3 separate regions of the Mus musculus genome follow, and regions 1 and 2 are each linked to region 3. The links are chromatin loops, found by intact Hi-C in ENCODE. Cell type or tissue: heart. All regions are shown on one strand. Each heading gives the region's core, and the rest is flanking DNA. Links, peaks and the distances in the headings are about the cores only. Region 1 holds the start of 9430015G10Rik (RIKEN cDNA 9430015G10 gene). Region 2 overlaps Ube2j2 (ubiquitin-conjugating enzyme E2J 2). Region 3 holds the start of Gm16008 (predicted gene 16008).

Evidence for each region. Hi-C counts contacts between places; a loop is a spot of excess contacts. Peaks named below come from ENCODE experiments on the same cell type or tissue, not always from the same donor. Only the 100,000 strongest peaks of a DNase experiment are listed, where the experiment ranks them.
Region 1: a loop joins it to region 3, with 5 times the contacts of the local background. A loop is called at or near these places in 17 of 42 quality-filtered maps.
Region 2: a loop joins it to region 3, with 2.4 times the contacts of the local background. A loop is called at or near these places in 10 of 42 quality-filtered maps.

What each region holds. Positions count from the first base shown.
Region 1 is chr4:156,106,967-156,112,891 of GRCm38, reverse strand. It overlaps 9430015G10Rik (RIKEN cDNA 9430015G10 gene), which reads right to left and starts at 2,894. Exons shown (of 10, transcript NM_177205.1): 1 at 2,719-2,894. In heart, for the core only: CTCF peaks have their summits at 2,983 and 3,836 (motif pointing right); DNase peaks (open chromatin) are centred at 3,031 and 3,601; H3K4me3 peaks cover 2,195 bases; H3K27ac peaks cover 1,977 bases.
Region 2 is chr4:155,956,108-155,962,032 of GRCm38, reverse strand. It overlaps Ube2j2 (ubiquitin-conjugating enzyme E2J 2), which reads right to left. Exons shown (of 8, transcript NM_021402.6): 7 at 5,585-5,665; 8 at 2,429-4,952. The coding sequence ends at 4,668. Among named protein-coding and RNA genes, the nearest start is that of C1qtnf12, 3.2 kb to the left of the region's middle. In heart, for the core only: a CTCF peak has its summit at 2,587 (motif pointing left); a DNase peak (open chromatin) is centred at 2,562.
Region 3 is chr4:156,030,091-156,036,015 of GRCm38, reverse strand. It overlaps Ttll10 (tubulin tyrosine ligase-like family, member 10), which reads left to right. Exons shown (of 12, transcript NM_001368641.1): 11 at 177-270; 12 at 565-1,181. The coding sequence ends at 1,103. It overlaps Gm16008 (predicted gene 16008), which reads left to right and starts at 4,354. Exons shown (of 5, transcript NR_169176.1): 1 at 4,354-4,438. In heart, for the core only: CTCF peaks have their summits at 2,094 (motif pointing right) and 2,298 (motif pointing right); DNase peaks (open chromatin) are centred at 2,445, 3,905 and 4,305; H3K4me3 peaks cover 3,037 bases; H3K27ac peaks cover 2,077 bases; H3K27me3 peaks cover 1,643 bases.

The DNA of each region.
Region 1 (5,925 bases), core at 423-5,422, 77 kb before region 3:
ACAGGGCCTTGAGCACACACTATGTGAGCCTCTATTTCTATTTCTTATAGGTAAATACCAAGGAATGTGTGTTGGATCAGAGAGGTTTAATTTGTCACTTTTAGTACCTCTTTACTTGCCCACCAGTGAAGCAGAAAGGCTCAAAGGTGCTGCATCCTCACCAATATCTGGTGATGTACTGGCGGGCACCTAGTGGTATCTTATGTTATCAGCATCCCCCTGACTAGTAACGGTTGGCATCTTTTCATGACATTAGTCACACGTGTGTCCTATTGAACTGTCTTTTCTCATCTTTTATGTGTTTTAATTGGGTTATCTTCCAATTAGATATGGCAGTTCTGTAACATGTACTTATTCGCTCTGTGTGTGCATGAGTATGCACATACATGCCACCAGACACATGCTATATAGCATGTATGTGGCCATCAGAGAACAGTCAGTTCTCTTCTTTTACCCTGCGGATTTCAGAGATCAAATTCAGGTTGTCAGCCTTGGCTGTAAACCCCTTTATCCACTGAGCCATGTCACTGGTTCAGCCATTCTGAATGTACTTTTTAAGTTTCTGATTATTTGTTTATGTCATATTTACACATCTGCTAAGACATGCATGGAGGTCAGAAGACGACTTGTGAGAGGCAGTTCTCTTCTTTCACTATGTGGGTCCTACACATACTTTCCTGTTGTGCGTGGTGTATACACGTGTTTAGAAGTGTGTGTACACCAGAAGTCAGCAGTGACTACTCTCCACCTTATTTTGTGTAGTGCATGTGTGCATGGGTTCACTTTCCCACGGCACGTGTGGTGCTCAGAGACAGGAGATGCATGTCTTCCTCTATCACTCTCCACCATTGTTTGTTTGTTTGTTTGTTTTGGAGACAGGTCTCTCTATAATCCTGGCTGTCCTAGAACTAGCTGTGAAGACCAGCTGGCCTTGAACTCACAGCGATTCCCCTGCCTCTGCTTCTCTGGTGCTGGAATTAGAGGTGGGTCATAGGATCTTTCACTGAACCCAGACCTCATCACCTTTGCTGGATGGTCAGCCTGCCCTGAGGAGTTGCTTGTTTTCCTTCTACTCAAACTGGGATGAGGGAGGTACGCCACCTGCTCTTTCAATAGGGACTGGGAATCTGAATTCAGGCTCTCATGCTTACACACGCATTTTACCCTCAGCCATCTACCCAGTCCCCATCCACTGTATTTTTTGAGACAGGCTCTTTCATTGAACCGGGAGCTCATTGATGCGGCTCAGCTGACCAATCAATGAGCTCAAGAACCCATCTGACTCCATTCCTCACATTAATGTGGGCACTGTGGCTACAAACTCATCCTCATACTTGTTCTGCAGGCACTTTTAACTGAGCTATCTTTGCCACACCTTTTTATTTTTTTGAATTAGGATCTCATTATGAAGGCCAACCTTGCCTGGAACTCACTGCATCACTATGTAGACCAGGTTGGTCTTCAACTCCTGCCCCTGCCTCCCAAAGTGCTAGGGTTACAAGCATGGGATTACAGACCACTGTGCATGTGTGTGCAGTCTTATGTATTTCAGGCTGGTCTCAAACTATGTAGTAGATGATGTCTTTCAAGCTGATTTTCTTTTGAGATAGATTCTCATCATTAGGTAGCTACACAAGGAGTAGCATTGTTGAATACCTGTTCTTACCCACTATCCTGGAGCCTGGAACTCAAGAGATTTGCCTGCCTCTGCCTCCGAGGTGCTGGGAATGTGTGCCACCATTGCCTGGTAGCAATGTTCTTTTAATGAGTTACCTTATAGATCCAAATTAACATGAACAAATGCAAGCCAGTTCCGAAAGGTTGTGACAGATGCTGCTAGTGGACAAAAGAGCTCACCTAAGATGAGTTAAACTCATCAAGATATGTGCTTGCTTTGTTTTGGGGAAGATTATTAAGGCCAGGATATGGAAGTCAAGAAAAGAAACTATTAGCCGAGTTACGGGGCCACATGCCTTTAATCCCAGCCTAGTCTACAGAATGAGTTCCAGGCCAACCTGTCTCAAAAAAAGAAAGAAAAGGAAGGGGGGATGGGGGGGGGTGGAGAAAGAAACTATCTGCATAATTCAGATCTGTAGTTCCTTCTACGAGCTTCTAAAAATAAAAACGGACTCAAATTATTGTCTAGCTCTTAACGTAGTTACCAAACTATGTTTGTAACCTGGCTCAACCTGGTGAAGCCAACCCATGACTTTCTTGCGGGATTTATTGTAGAGGAGAAGCAAAATGTGAGAAAGCCCCAGATTCAAATCCTGCCCCCACCCCACCTCGGCCACACACAGCACCACAAACCCACAAATTAAAAACAAAACAAAACAAACAAACAAACAAACAAAAAAAAACAGTTTTGCCTTCTTTGTACACTGCAGTGAGACTAAGAAAACCCAACAAGATTACGAGACAACGGCAGGGGTTACATGGCCAACCCCTTTCCCAAAACAATAAAAAAACAAAATACTGGGCTAAGTTCGACACCTTTACATTTAATGCGCCGAAACGCGGGAGGATGTGTAACTCGCTGATATAGTGGCTCTCACGGCAAAGTCCTCAAGAAGAGCACATCCCGCGGGAGGACCTCGCCCCCTTCACGACACCAACCCATCTCCCACGTCCTCCACCTCCGTGCAGCTCGCGGTCCATGTCCCCTGCAACCTCCCCGTCCCTCCATCCACCACGCTCCACTCCCGGCTCCGTCCGTACCGCCTCCTCACTGACAAGATGGCAGGCAGCGAGGGAGGCGCTGCCCCGCTAGGCCCTGCATTAGTCTCAGAGTCCCAGAGTCTGCGCTACCCGCGGCCTTTACGGCGTCGCTGCAGCCGCCACCTCCGCCAGAGCAGGGCCCTCACTCACCACTCGCCAGCCGAGCTCCTTTCGTACCGGCCGCCCTGCGCGCGCCCCGCGAGCGTCTCTGGGATTTGTAGTCTCTGGCCCGCCCCCGCCCAGGCCGTGGCGAGGGCAAAAAAACTACAACTCCTAGCGGCCCCTTCGCCCAAGTGCGTTTACCCAGGATTCCGTCCTGGCAGCGGGTTTGCGTTCCCAGCGCTGACTGGGAAATGTAGTCCAAGAGGACTTGAGCCTAGGGAGGGAAGGAAACGACTACATTCCCCAATAGTTCTAGGGGCGGCCAATCATCGTAGTCCTTGTTAGGTGGCCGGCCTTGGTTCTAAGCAAGGCTATGGAGTGTAACGTCCGCCTCGCTCCAAGAGGGTCACAAAAGAATTCAAAGCTGGAGCCGGGTGTCGGGGCGCACGCCTTTAATCCCAGCACTGGAAGGCAGAGACAGGCGGATTTCTGAGTTCGAGGCCAGCCTGGTCTACAAAGTGAGTGCCAGGGCTATATAGAGAAACCCTGTCTCAAAAAAAAAAAAAAAAGAATCAGAACTGCCAATCAAGGCTATGGTAGCCTTTGAAATATTTAACTGGCTATAGTTCGTGATTTGGCTAGCCCCATTTCAAGATGAAGACAAAGTTCAAATTCATTCTTTTGTAAAAATCGGGACTTTCTAATACATCTTTGGCGTGTCTGCTTAGGGAGCTGGACTCTGGTTCCTCCCAAATGGGAAGCCACACCCACTCTTAAGCCGAGCATGGTGCCTCTGGGGTCACCAAGTGGAATGCTTAGGAGGAGTCTTGTCTCTGGGCTGCCTGATCGCCCCGGCCTCTCACTTTGGAGGCCTCGGGTACTTAGGCTTCTTCACAGAAGCTAAAACTCCATGGACGCCCCACAGTAACACAAGGAGGAGGCACTGTACTTTTTTTTTTTTTAAAGATTTATTTATTATTATATGTAAGTACACTGTAGCTGTCCTCAGACACCCCAGAAGAGGGCGTCAGTTCTCATTATGGATGATTGTGAGTCACCATGTGGTTGCTGGGATTTGAACTCAGGACTTTCAGAAGAGCAGTCAGTGCTCTTACCCACTGAGCCATCTCACCAGCCCTGGCACTGTACTTTTTGAAAGCTTACATCTTCTCTGAAGTGAGGTAGAACCACTAGACCGCCCCTGGAAAAGAGCAAAACTGTGTGCACCAGGGCTCTGTTTTGAACAAAGATTAGAGAGTATCTGTCAGGCTTGGTCCTGTTTTTTTCACCCTGCTCTCTGCTAGGCCTTCCTCACTTCCTCATGACCTCAGTTTCTCTGATCTGGTAGAGCTGGTCAGACAACTCAGCATTCTTTGCACCACCGCGATTTACTCCTCTCTGGAATTCTACCCTAAGGCCCAGTGGATCTAAGAATAAAGCTGTGGTCTTTCTTGGCCAGCCGCAGTGACTACAGCAGCACGGGGGGGGGGGGGGGGGTGTGGGGGGGGGACTGTGGTAAAATGGACGAGATTCTTCCTAAATTAGTGACATCAGGACAGACAGGATTTCTGTCTGTGTTGCTTTTTTTGTACTTCCTCTGGGCTACCCCCAGGACCTCTAGTATTTCTGGCAAGTATTAGGAAAAGACAGATGACTTTGAAAGGGTTGTGTGTGTGTGTTCATCAGAGACTTGACATCCACGGAGCGTTGGTAGGCAGTGAGTATGAGGGAAGAGTCATACGCAGGACACTAGCACCTCTTCTTTCACTATAAATGCTTCTGCTAGGATGGAAAGGTGTCTGCGGGCTCAGGAACCCAAGAACCACACAGCTCTGAGAGGAAGCCTCCTCGCATTGCAGCTCCCAGGGGAGGGATCCCCAACTGAGCTGAGGAGCTCAGGACCCTCAACTTCTTAGCTTCTTTTCTTGGCTTCTTCCAATGACAGAGTAACTCCAGGCAGTGAATCTCACAAAGGCTATTTATTCAAGGGAAGAATCCAGGAAGAGGGACAAATCCAGGGACAGATGCCCTCTGCTCCCAGGAGTGAACATCAGGGAAATGGGCACAGGGCAGTGAAAATAAGAATTTTTGAGAGGGCGGAGCTTCTCAGGGCAGAGATGACCAGAGTGAGGATTTCAAGTCCTGAGCTTGGGAATCTCAAAGATTGGTAGACTTTCATGCTCAGGGGTTAGTGGGGTGTGTGTGTGTGTGTGTGTGTGTGTGTGTGTGTGTGTGTGTGTGTGTGTGTGAAGTTCAGGGATTGGTAGTTTTTTCCCGCTTGGGGATTTGTGGGTTTTCCACCCCCTTTTCCCTGCGTTGGGCCCAGGGTTGCCATCTCCGTGGAGCTGATAGCAGACCTATCCCCAGCCCATTTTGTAATATTACTGTAGTCAGTAGGTTTATTTGGCCTTGGAGGGTAAGGGTAGCCTTAAGGTTTTCTGAACCTCAAATCCCTATACACAGAATTCACCACTCTAACTCTTGCAAAGCGCTGTCTAATCCAGTTATAGTCAAGAGCACAAGATTTTAAGTTTCCTTGGTCATCTGAGTATAGACTTAAGATTGCTTCTTTATCGGCCAGCAGTCAGGAAAGCAGGGGCAGGAGTATCTCTTAGTTCGAGACCAGCCTGGTCTACAAAGCAAGTTCCAGGACAGGCAGGGTTATTATACAGAGAAACTCTGTCCCAAGGGAAAAAAATAAGCTTACCATGCTGAAAGCATCTTTGTCCAATCTATACATCCAGCTCTCTGAACAGATGAAAGAGTGTTCACGCTTTTAATTCTGAGCTATAGCTTTTGCTGTGACTTGAAGGCATGAATCTGTTGTTGTTGTTTTGTTTTGTTTTGTTTTTCTTTCTACAATGTGGATTTCAGTACAGATTACAATAGTGGTAATGCTAATGTGTCTAAAAATTTTATCTCTTAAAAAAAAAAATCTTTGGGGCTGGTGAGATGGCTCAGTGGGTAAGAGCACTCGACTGCTCTTCCGAAGGTTTGAAGTTCAAATCCCAGCAACCACATGGTGGCTCACAACTATCCTTAAAAAGATCTGACTCCCTCTTCTGGAATGTCTGAAGACAGCTACAGTGTACTTACATATAACAA
Region 2 (5,925 bases), core at 288-5,287, 74 kb after region 3:
CTTTAGGAAGTTGTGTGCAAATCTCCCAGACTTTCCCCCACATACCTCCTTCAGACCCCACCCTAAAACACAAAAAAGGGCCCTGGGAAAAGTAGGGCATCTTTATTAGCTGGTTGCTTAGCCCTCCCAGCTAGGGATCCTCCTGTACTTACAAGAGACCTACCAGGCTCACCTCTGCGAAAAGGCACAACATGAAGAGGCTGGTGATCCTATCTTGACTCTTCAACAGACATAGGGCCAACTTCTATAGTCTGTAACTCCACTGTCAGCCCCCTAGGCCTGTCTTCTAAGAGGTTAGCACAGGCCCAGGCTACACTTCAAGGGGGAACTGGTCCCTGTACATCTCTGACCAATACAATTCCCCCCCCACACCCCCCCAGTCCTCGTGAGTGACAGTGTCAGGTCCCCAGAGAAAGGCCCTTCAAGATCAAAGTTGGGCTAGCTAAGGACAAGCCAAGCCAATGAGTACCTTGAGCTCAGTGATTACGAGGTAGTGGCCCTTGAGACTGGTCCAGGATTCCCAGTAGCCAGATAGCCTCCAACTGGTAAAAGCCGTGGCTACAAACAGCCAGGTGTGGTTCCAACTGCTCTATGAAGGGACTGGAGCTGCATCCCTAACACACGCTGGTTGGTCCCAGTAGGTATGGGTCCTGGTAAACAGAACGCAATGTTCTACAATAGTGGCCCTCAATTCTCACTCCAAAAAAGAGTGAAAGGTGACCAAGCAAGCCGTCCCAGCTCCAGGCCACACCCAGTCAGAGAAGCCTAACAAATCAAGCAGGGATAGAGCAGAACGTAAAGGGAAGTACCGTGCGTGCGTGCGTGTGTGTATCCATGTGTTATATATGCCAAGAAAGACAGCCTCTATGCCCCAAGTTCAAGTCTCAGGTTCGGGGAGGGCAAGTGCCTCAGCCCAGAGACCTCTTCAAAGATGCAGCACCCTGTTCCTTTGGTCCACTTATACCTCGGTGGCCTATCTGGAAGTGGGATTCCGCAGCTGTCTTTCAGGCAGTTTATAAGCAGGTAGGCTAGACTTACCCTGTCACAGAAATACCACAGTAGGCAGGGACCTCATGTTGTGGCTAGGGATGGACTCAAGTTTCCAGTTTTCCAGCTTCAATATCTCCCTGCCACAAACAACTTGGAAAATAACCAAGAGGATCCTACACTGGATCACAAATACCCTGACCAAAGTGGCCCCTAGGAGCATCTGCTATTGGCTCTCATCCAAGCCCTGGAGAAAACAGGAACCGGTGGCTCACTATAGATGCAAAGGCTACTCCGGCCTAAAATAATAGCACCTAGGAGGCAGACAGAGAATTAAAGTCCAGCCTGAGTTACATGAGGCCCTGTTTAAAAAAAAAAAAAATTCCTGAGAGAGCTTGACACCTTGACAGCACACCTGAAAGCTCTAGAACAAAAAGAAGCAAACACCAAGTGGAGAAGAGGCAGGAAACAATCAAACTCAGGGCTGTAATCAACCAAATAGAAACAAAAAGAACTGCACAAAGAATCAACAAAACCAGGAGCTGGTTCTTTGAGAAAATCAACAAGACAGATAAACCCTTAGCCAGACTAACCAGAGGGCACAAAGACAGTATCCAAACTAATAAAATCAGAAATGAAAAGGGACACATAACAATGAACTATATCTTAAAATAATTGTTTGTTGAAAATATTAAAATCATGTTCTACAAACAAAATGGAAATATTACTGATAATTTTTCTCACTGTGCTTGAAATTAGCATTTTCTTAATGTTTAACTTCGAAGAGTTTTCACTATTTTGAAATTTTAAAAATATACTTACTGATAAAATAATCTCTCCTAGAAACACTGATATTCTTTTTTAAGTAAACTTATAGTTAAGACAATGTACACAGATATATAAGGCATTTTTAATACTCTCTTACTATGCCAGGTGGTATAAGGGCTTTTGAATATATCTCTTAATGATTCAATTTTAATATTTTATGCTCTAATACTATGCTTAATTCCCAAAGAATATTTTGTATGTTTTGAAACAATTTAGTATTCAATATTAAATATAGGATCCTCAGTTATGGATAGTATTAAATGTTCATTAATGATATTTTTAGGATGAAAGGATATGAAAGTTGAACAAAATTTTTTATGTATTATTTGACTCTCAAAATACCCATTAATGTTTGATTATTAAATGCATTGAAATAAAAAATTTAAGGAAAAAAACTCCCAAAGACTATCTGAGAGCTCTTTTTCTCAGGGAAGAACAGAAGTGGCCAAGTGGGAAAGTTCCCTTCCAAGGTACCCCTTTCTTTGAATAACAACAGAATGTGAGCTTTAGGAGAGGTTTTCACCTCCTAAGGAAGAGCTAATAGAGGGCAGTCCTGGATGCCAACTGCCCCAGTCAGTGACCTCTCCCAAGACAAGTCAACAAGGCAGGCATGCTTGAGCCAATGGTTAAAAAGGCCACCTTTTATTCGGGGGTCAGAGCACGGAACACACAGTGGACACTCTAGGGTCCTGTAGCACTCAAAGCTGGGAGAAGTGTTGGGGCTAACCTGCCAAGCCGGCACAGCACTCTTCAGTCGTACACTAAGTGCGACACCTTGTGGCCAGAGAGCAGGCTGCTTTTTACTTCTACCCTAAGAACAAGCACTTCCTAAAATTTTCTTTCCTTCTGAGCTGTTAAGAGTTTGGTCCTGTGAAGGCTTGATGCCCCAGTGAAGGGCAGTAGGGTGGTGGGGCAGGACTGGGTGGGGGAGCACCCTCATGGAGGCAGGAGGATGGGATGGGGGTTCTTTGGAGAGAAAACCGGGAAGGGGGATAACAATTGAAATGTAAATAAACAAAATAACCAATTAAAAATTTTAAAAAAGGGCTGGTGAGATGGCTCAGTGGTTAAGAGTACTGACTGCTCTTCCAGAGGTCCTGAGTTCAAATCCCAGCAACCACATGGTGGTTCACAACCATCTGACACCCTCTTCTGAAGTGTCTGAAGACAGCTAGTGTACTTACATATAATAAAATAAATAAATCTTAAAAATTTTTTAAAATCAAAGTTGAGCTTTCAGTTGGGCAATGGAGGCCCACACCTTGAATCCTAGCTCTTGGGAGGCAAAGGCACGTGGATCTGAGATGAAGGACAGCTTGATTTATAGAGTGAGTTCTAGGACAGCTGGGGACACACAGAGAAACCCTGTCTTGAAATCCCTAAACTCCCATAAAGGCCATGCTGGGGCCAGGGGGCTGGGGGTGGTGCTGAGATTTCAGAGGACTAAATTCGATAATGTTCTGTCTTTCAAGAACTTCAGGAAACACCAATTTGGAATTGAGGTAATTTGCAACGGAGCACTCTGGGACCAGGGAAAAATTACCATCTACCAATAGTAGGAAGCACATGTCTGTAGGGCTCCACCCACCGAAGGCTGCACAGGTTGCACAGGCCCAACCAAGGGTTGTCAATCTACCTTTTGGCAGCTGCAACATTCCCTTCTCACAAGCCAGGCATTGCACTTGGTCACAGCCTACCAGGGAAGGGACATTAACACAGACATCGTGGAGTTCAGAGCAAAGGGGTAACTAAAGACCGTTTTAGGAGAGGACTACATGGTATATACATACTAGTTGTAAACCACAGAGCTGAATTACAGGTAATCATCACATGGGAGCACTTCAGCTTTACCATGGCCCCTGAAAGGAGGTGGGCTTAGAAGGCTTTTAGGAGCCCCTGGTGATGATTGATGCCCAACACAGACGATGTTAGCCTTCCCAAACAACTACTGCAGGTACATTAAGCAAAATCTCAAAGAGATGACATCCATAAGGGAGCTTGCCAGCTTACTGGTGGCCTGGTGACGTGTTCTGGGCAGTTTCCCTCTCCATGATCTGTAGAGAGCGACATCTTACATAGGTCACCCGGAAAGGATGGTGTAGCCTACCGTAAGATATGAAAGAACTTGGAGTGCACTGTCTGCCAACATAGGAGGGCCGGCTTCTGGCCAACTGGACATAAGGAACCAGGGTTACCAAGGCTCCTACTTCTCCATCACTCAAGGGAGCTGAAAGCAGAGGTACTAAGGTTGACAGCAGTACCTGGGCTACCCACAGTCCTTCACCACAGTCCTCAGCCACGGTTCTAAGTGCAGCACTTTGTGGTCAGAGAGCAAGCTGCTGCTTCTACCTTAACAGAAAGCAGAACCGGCACTTTGTGTGAGTCTTCTCTCACTCAGAAGCAATTTTACAATGAGATCAAATCAGTCCTCTCCTAGACCAGCCGGCCCACTTAGCCCCACCAGGAGGCTTTCAGCTCCTCCACTAAGAACACACACAGAGTATTTGATAGGCATTAAAGTTTTATATTTTAAGTGACCAAATCTAATAAAATGAAAAACAAAACAAAACAAAACCAACAAAACAGGTTTACTAAACAGGGTCAAAAGACAACACAGGAGATAAGCAGTAAAACCAGAGCGCGAGTGGCTCCGTCCAGTCAACCTCAAGAGGGAGTTGAGAACCACCAGTCTCCTCCAGATCACATTTTGGTTTTTGCTTTCTCTTTAAGGTTTGTAAAAAGTGAAGCCCGGGAGTCCGGCAGGCCACCCTGTGCCAGCACGTCCTTCACGCCGGCATCAAGCTCTGGCCCTGTGTCCCTCGGCAGCAACTGTAGGCTGTGGCTTGTGACCCTCACTCCTGTGCTATGCTTCTCAGCACGTACTTGACCGTGTAGGCGAAGGCTGCAAACCCAACTATAACAAACAAGTTCGCCAACGCGCCGCCCAGGAGTCCGTGATGCCTGTTGGCCTGTGGGAGCCCAGCGAGGTTGGGGCCAGCAGCGGGTGCGTGCCCATTGAGGAGCTGGATCCCATGCTGGCCACGGTGCAGCTCCCCATCAGGAACCACGTCTGGCAAAGGAAGATTCTGGGGCCTGTTACTTAGTTCATCTTGTGCTTTCTGTTTCTGTTTAATTTCCTGAGAGAAAAACAAAAAAACCCTCAGTTGTCTTAACCTGTCCATTTGGGAGCAGAACTCAAGTTTTTACAAGCTCAGATCTACCACCCAGAACACAGTTCCCCATGCCTCTGCATGAGCATAGCTTTGCATCCCATTTTACAGGTAAAGAAAGCAAGCAAGGTGTCAACATCATTCCTCTGTGCCCGAGTCGAGTAACGAGCTACCAAAAGCTACACCACCTTCCAGCCCACAGTACATGCCCAGCCCTTGCAGGAGGCAACTGATGCACCCCCTGGCTACTGGTGGCAGATCTCTTGAGGGATGGCCACTGATCAGCAAGCATGCCTCTGTGTGGACACTTGTGTATGTTCCTCAGAGTCTCTCCCACATCCCTAAGCTGTCTTTCCCGCACTATAGGGTCCTGGAGAAGAGCTAGCTCTGTCACCCAATAGTGTGTGCATCTGGAAGCATGACCAGTACTGAGCCTTCTACATCCTCCAGCAACAAGGAGGGCCTGCAATCCCACTACAACACCTACAGGAACACAGCAGTAAGCACACAAACACAGCTTCTCTTTGGAAACAATTATATCTGAAAGTGTTTTTAACATAAAGGAAGACAAAACTAAGTTCCCACTTTTGCCTTCTTACCTCCACAACTTCAGGAAATAATTCACAAAAGACTTTATCTTTTAAATTAAACACTAGACTCTGTGCTGCCAGCTGTTTTTTCTAGGAAGAAAGAGAAGGGAATTATCAGCCAAAAAGCTAATTTTAATTTGTTTGTTTTTTTTGAGACAGAATTTGTCTATATAGACCTGGCTATCATCAAACTCAAGAAATCTACCTGCCTCTGCCTCCTGAGTGCTGGGATTAAAGGCATGAGCCAGCATTGCCCAGCCAACTTAAAAACAAACCTAAAAAAGAGCTGAATATGGTGGTGCACACCTGCAATCCCAACATGTAGGAGGCTGAGATTCAATGCCAGCCTA
Region 3 (5,925 bases), core at 319-5,318:
AGCTGGTCTCCTGCTGGAACTGAGCAGCTCCCACGATCAGTCTTAACTCCTTGAGCAAACAAGGGGAGCAAAGCCATTAATCTGCCCGGAATCACTGGGCTCATTAGGGACCAGAGCCCCAGCTTCTTAACAGCAGTAGGTGGGTAGAGAATGGTGCTGAGCACTGTCTGCCACAGGTGTGGCTGCTGGAGATGAACGCCAACCCTGCCCTGCATACCAACTGTGAAGTCCTGAAGGCAGTGATCCCCGGAGTGGTTATAGAGACCTTGGGTGAGCTCTGGGCAGCCCCACACCACAACTTTCCCATATGCATCCCCCCACCACCCCCAGTTCTGGGCACCCCGTCCTACTTGCCTCCAAGTTCAGACTCCACAAGTCTGGTTTTCTAGCGCTCCATAATCTGTATGGCAGCCAAGCCCTCTGCTCACACTTTGTCATTTCTCCCACCTACAGCCAGTCCCTCGTGAACCCCTCTCCTCCTCCCGTGTTTCTAGACATCCAGAGGTTGCTGGCCCCAAATTGCCCTCTCACCATTCACCTTGTCGCTCCCTTGCCTTCCCACAGACCTGGCGCTTGAGACCTGCCAAAAGAGCTTGCACAGTCAGAAGATGCTGCCTCTGCTGTCACAGCGTCGCTTTGTGCTCCTTTACAACGGGGAGACTACGGACTTGTGGCCGCGCTTGGCGAGCTCGCGCCCACTTAACCGCTTGCCTAACCCTCACCCTAACCCTAACCCTAACCCTCACCCTCACCCTCACCCTCACCCTAACCCTAACCCTCACCCTCACCCTCACCCTAACGCTAACCCTCACCCTCCCCGGCCCACCTGTGAAGCCGCATCCTCTGCGCTTTCCTCCGCACGGGCCGCTATCTCAGAACGGCCTGGTGCACGCAAGTCGATGCCCTCCAGGGGAGCTCCCGTGTGCACACCCCGCAAATCGCGGCTGTCTGACTCGAGCGGTAGCTCCATAGCGGAGTCTGAGCCCTCTCTCTGTTCTGGGTCCCTGGAAGGCAGCAGGGACACAGCCCGGGAACCCTCCCTGGGTCCGCCCGAGGAGGAGCGCGAGGAGGAACAGAGAAGTACGAGCCATCGAGGCTCCTAGCAGCCGCAGCATCCAGCGGCCCTGCACCTTGCTGTGCCCTCTCCGGGACCTATAAAAGCTACTTTGTGACAAACGCAACCTCTAGAAGCCCGTCCCGTCTGGGCGCCCCCCAGCCCTTCTGCCCCCGCTTCTCTATTTGCTCCGTGGTTGTCCTTAGAGGAAGGAGAGGGAAGCGTGCAGAATGGGAATGCGTCCTTCCGGTCCCACTGACCTCCTTTTCCTTCTCTGGGGCAGCCCAGCAAATCCTGGGTCCCCATGCTCTGTGTTTTTCATTCTGTATGATCCTCCTGAAACTCCATGGCCTTCATGACCTCTGCAACCTGGCACTGGGACCCACCCACTGTCCCATGGAGTCCTTAGGAAAGGTCTTGGATGCCCTTGGAACTCTGGAAGCCCCACCTTACCCCATTACTATTCTGGTTCATCCTTACCCTGCCCAACACCTTCCTTCTGGCCTTTCAGACACTTTGTGGAATAGCCAAAGCCGCCATTTCCCTATAAATGCCCTGGAACCTGTCAGGCATTAGAGGCACAAAGGAGCTGGCTGTGAGAGGGCAGTTCCCAGGGATGTCGACTCTTATTAGTGATTAGTGCATTCTCTAATGTTCGCGCTCCCAGTTAGCACGGGGTTTGAAAGGAGAGCACTGACCGTCTCAAACCTCTGAGGTGTCCACATCTTACACCAAAGCAGCCAGGACACTGTAAGTCCATCCAGCCAAACCCTGTCCTATAAAACTCCAAAGAGGACCAAAGAGGGCCAAAGAGGACCACCCACAGGTTTCCAGGTCCTTCCCAGCCTGAATCCTCTCTTGCATATATATCCAAGGTGGCAGATGCCTCTTCCTAACCCTTCTGACCTTTAGTTAGTCCTAAGCATCAAAGTGGGAGGAGTGCCAGACTAGTCCCTGTTCTTTTATTTATTTTTATATCTAATAACACTAAATGGCACTATATTCAGCCTCACCAGAAGAGGGCGTCAGATCTCATTATGGATGGTTGTGAGCCACCATGTGGTTGCTGGGATTTGAACTCAGAACCTTCGGAAGAGCAGTCAGTGCTCTTAACCACTGAGCCATCTCTCCAGGCCATCCCTGTTTTGTATTGGAGCAAAATCTCTCAGTGGATAAGGAAATCTTCCTGGCACAGTAGTCTCAACTGTGGCACGGTTTCTAAGCTACAACTGCCTGGCCACCACTAGAGGGCTCTGTCTACAGCCACTGCTCTGGCAAGGAACTGAGGCTACAAGAGGCAAAGTGAGGTCACAGAGGAAATGATCGTGGAGACCTTACTTTAGTTTGTGAACATCCCACGTTTCTCCACCCCCTCCACAACCCTTCTCCATTCAGACCGCCTGTCCCATGCCAGGTGTTTCAGTCTACTCTTCCAAGTCCAGTCTTCCTGTTGTGGCCTAGAGCATGAAGTGCAAGGTGACCAAGTTCAGTGTCTCCTATAACCGATTGTGGTTCCTCTTGGAAAGAGCCTGCCCCAGGCCTGTGAGTCTCTGGGTATCTGACGTCCACCGAGGCTAGGAAAATGAAGACTAGTCTCCCTAGGGCCTTGGGCTGTTAGTGAGGTCAGGGCAACATTTCTGCAGGCTTCCATGGTGCTACATAGCCATGCCCCTTGGAGACACCTGTCATTGGATTCTCAACTGTGCCACCTCCGAGTTCTATTTTCTATAGCCTCACAGTTCCTTGACCAAGTCAGAGCTGTGTCCCTTGATGGCATTACCAGTGTCATAAACATTTCTGGTCTCAGCTGCTACATGGAGCTGCAGCCCTGCCTCCCGCCCCCTCCCTCCCTCGGGGTGGTGGTAAGATGTCAGCAGAAGTGACAAAGCTCTCAGGAAGGAGATGCTTCCACTGCTGCTGTGGGGACACGGAGCCTCTACTAAGATCCTGATGTGATAAATGCCCATTGGCAGTAGCCTATCTGGTTCAAGCAGGGCCTCTGCCAGCCATGGGCTGTCCAAGGGCTTGGGCTACCTGCTACCCTTCATTCCTGGCAGCTGCAGAGCATGTCAATGAATAAACATTTCAGATCTGTTGCTGCTCACTCACCCCACAGGAGTAATGGCCCCATCTACTCTCTCCCAGGTCCCCAAGCCCTTAGCCTACACGTAAGTCTCCAGGAGCCCTGAGTTTAGGACAGCATAGAGCTCTAAGGAGTGAAAAGCTGTAGGGCATTTGAGCATCTAGCCACCTGGCATTCCTCCATTAGGAATACAACAATATGGCAGAACCAAGGCTTAGGAGCTGATAGTTGTATCAAGACTGGTCTGGCCTTACATTGTCACTGGGGTTGGTGATCCAAGGAGAATAGAGCTCCTGACAGCTTACTGTGCCTGCCAACCCTCCTCTCTCTCTCTCTCTCCTCCTCTCCTTGGAGGGAATCCTGTGGTCCTACCAGTAGAGTTGTCAAGAAGTTTCCTCCACCACAAGACACTGGGGAATTGAGCTGTTCACCCTCTCTCTCCTGTTGTCTCTGCAGCCAGCACAGACCTTTACAACACACACACACACTTAAGCCTGCCTTAGTCAGGGATCTGGCGTCTGCCTAAGGGACAGTCTCTGGGATGTGAGCCCAGCCCAGTACAGGGAAGACCTAGAGGTTTGTAGTGCCAGCTAGTCAGTGGGAGCATAGCTCAGCAGCCAGGGACAGTCATTACCCACCTACCCCTCAAGGTCTCTAGACAGCTGCCAGGAGCCTGGAGTTGGGGGAAGGGTTGCTGAGTTGTAAAAGGAAGAGGCATCTCATATGTCAGGCTGGGGCATGTTCCACATGAAGAATAAGAAGTGAGAGGGTGGAGGCTGGGCAGGAGCCACCAGCTGTGGCCGGAAGCATTTCTGGGAACTGAGATGGCCTCTGAGCCTTTATCTGAAACTGAACAAAACTTACAAAATCAAGGTGAAGGTGCGTGCGTGTGCGTGCGTGCGTGCGTGCGTGCGTGCGTGTGTGTGTGTGTGTGTGCGTGCATGCACGCGCGCGCTCGCTCTCGTGGTTTTCGGGAAGAACTGGAGAGCACCTACTGTGGGGTAGTGGTTTCTGGGAATTGCAGCAAGACTTTCCTCCTGCTGGACTAGGCCAAGCAGAGCTACAGGGTAGCAGCTTGTGTTCTCATGCTAATGTTGGCTGTGCCCCCCACCCCCACGTAGGACTAAAGGAAGCCTGTTCCCCGTTGGTTTTTTGACTGGTCAATAAAGTTACCGGTGGCCAATGGCTGGGCAGGGAGACAGAGGCGGGACCTTTAGGATCCCTGGGAAGGGACTGAGGAAGAAGAGGGGATTTGGCCAGGAGCAGAGGGTAGGAGACGGACCACCCTGGAAACATGGCATGTAGGTACAGGGGGAAAGTGGCCCCAGGGAGGGTTGCCCGGCAGGACCTAGGGCAGCAAAGGTGAAATATAGATTGTTAAGTATTAACGCATGAACGTTGGAGGGCTGTGTGTGTGTAAGCCATTTGGAGTTAGGGAGTGGCCTAGCCATTGACCTGCTTAGGGCACATTAAAAATAAGGCTGCGTGTGTATCTTTCTTTCTGGATTTTAGTGGGTGGTCAGAAGCACACAGGCACCCATCCGGGAGGGGCGTTTAGAACGGATTAACAACCTACTGCTACACTACACCTAGCTGTTGTGGTTGCCAGCCTATGCAGATGGGCAAGTACTTCAGGAGGAGGGTGCTGAAGTGGTCTCTGTTTGGATGGTAGGAGGTTTCTGCAGCAGAATATTTTCATCAGGTCCTGTTCCCTACATTCTAGCACCCCTGGATTTCACACTCCCCTTCTTGCCGTCACGGGCACTGTCCCTCAGCTACAGGCCCTCAGCCTCAGCCCTTGGGACCTGCACAGACCCTGCACAGCTCACAGTTCTTAGTGGAAATCCCCAGATCTAACTCACAGGCTGGCACGGCTCATCTCATGCCCCTGGGGTGGACGTGAGTGGAATGCAGGCTGCTGGCTTCAAGGCAAGGATACAGCAAAGACGACACCCCTCACCCCACCCTGCAGAATCCCCTGCCATCCCACTATCACACCCATCAGCCGCCCACAGGAGGGGTTTCCAGCACATACAGCCTGTGGGTATTTGCACACACGTCATCTGTTTGGGGATGTCCCACCTGTGGTGTTTCCAGTGTAACTGTCGACGGCTCAGCCAATCTAGAGGTGTGATGGGCAAGTTGGGAGACGCTCCCAGACCTTGCCTCCCTCTCCAGGCTGATTCTAGCCTTGTAGCTCGTATGTGACTCCTCACCCACCCAGTAGGGGACAGAAGAGGCAGTTGCAGGCAATGAGGGTGCTGATACATCTCTAAGGGGCTTCATGTGGCCCTGAGCAATTTGTATTCCGATCCCAATGTCGTCCACTTCCGTGGCAATTTTTTTCCACCTCCTCTTCTAGTCTCCCCCAGGAGCCTGTGTGTGGATGTGGCTGTTAGCATCAGAGGCTGCATGTCCACCCCACCTCACCCCAAGTCGCCCTTTACCTGCTATGAGGTAAGACAGTCGGCATTAAAGTGGGGGATGGGCTGAGGAAGTGTCCAGGTGTGCAGATGCCTCGAGTGTGCAGCTGAGATTCCTTCCTCCTGGCCTGCTACTCCCTGGACATCAAGCCAAGATGGCCTTATTGATTTTTGTTTCCTTTGAGATAGGGTCTCACTATGTAGCTGTGGCTCTCTTGGAGTTCACTGACCAGTGTGGCCTCAGACTTCGGAGATCTGAGTGCCTCTGCTTCCCAAGTGCTGGGATTACAGGTGTGCACTGGCTTGATGATGGTGGTGATGGTGGTGATGGTGGTGATGGTGATGATGGTGATGGTGATGGTGAT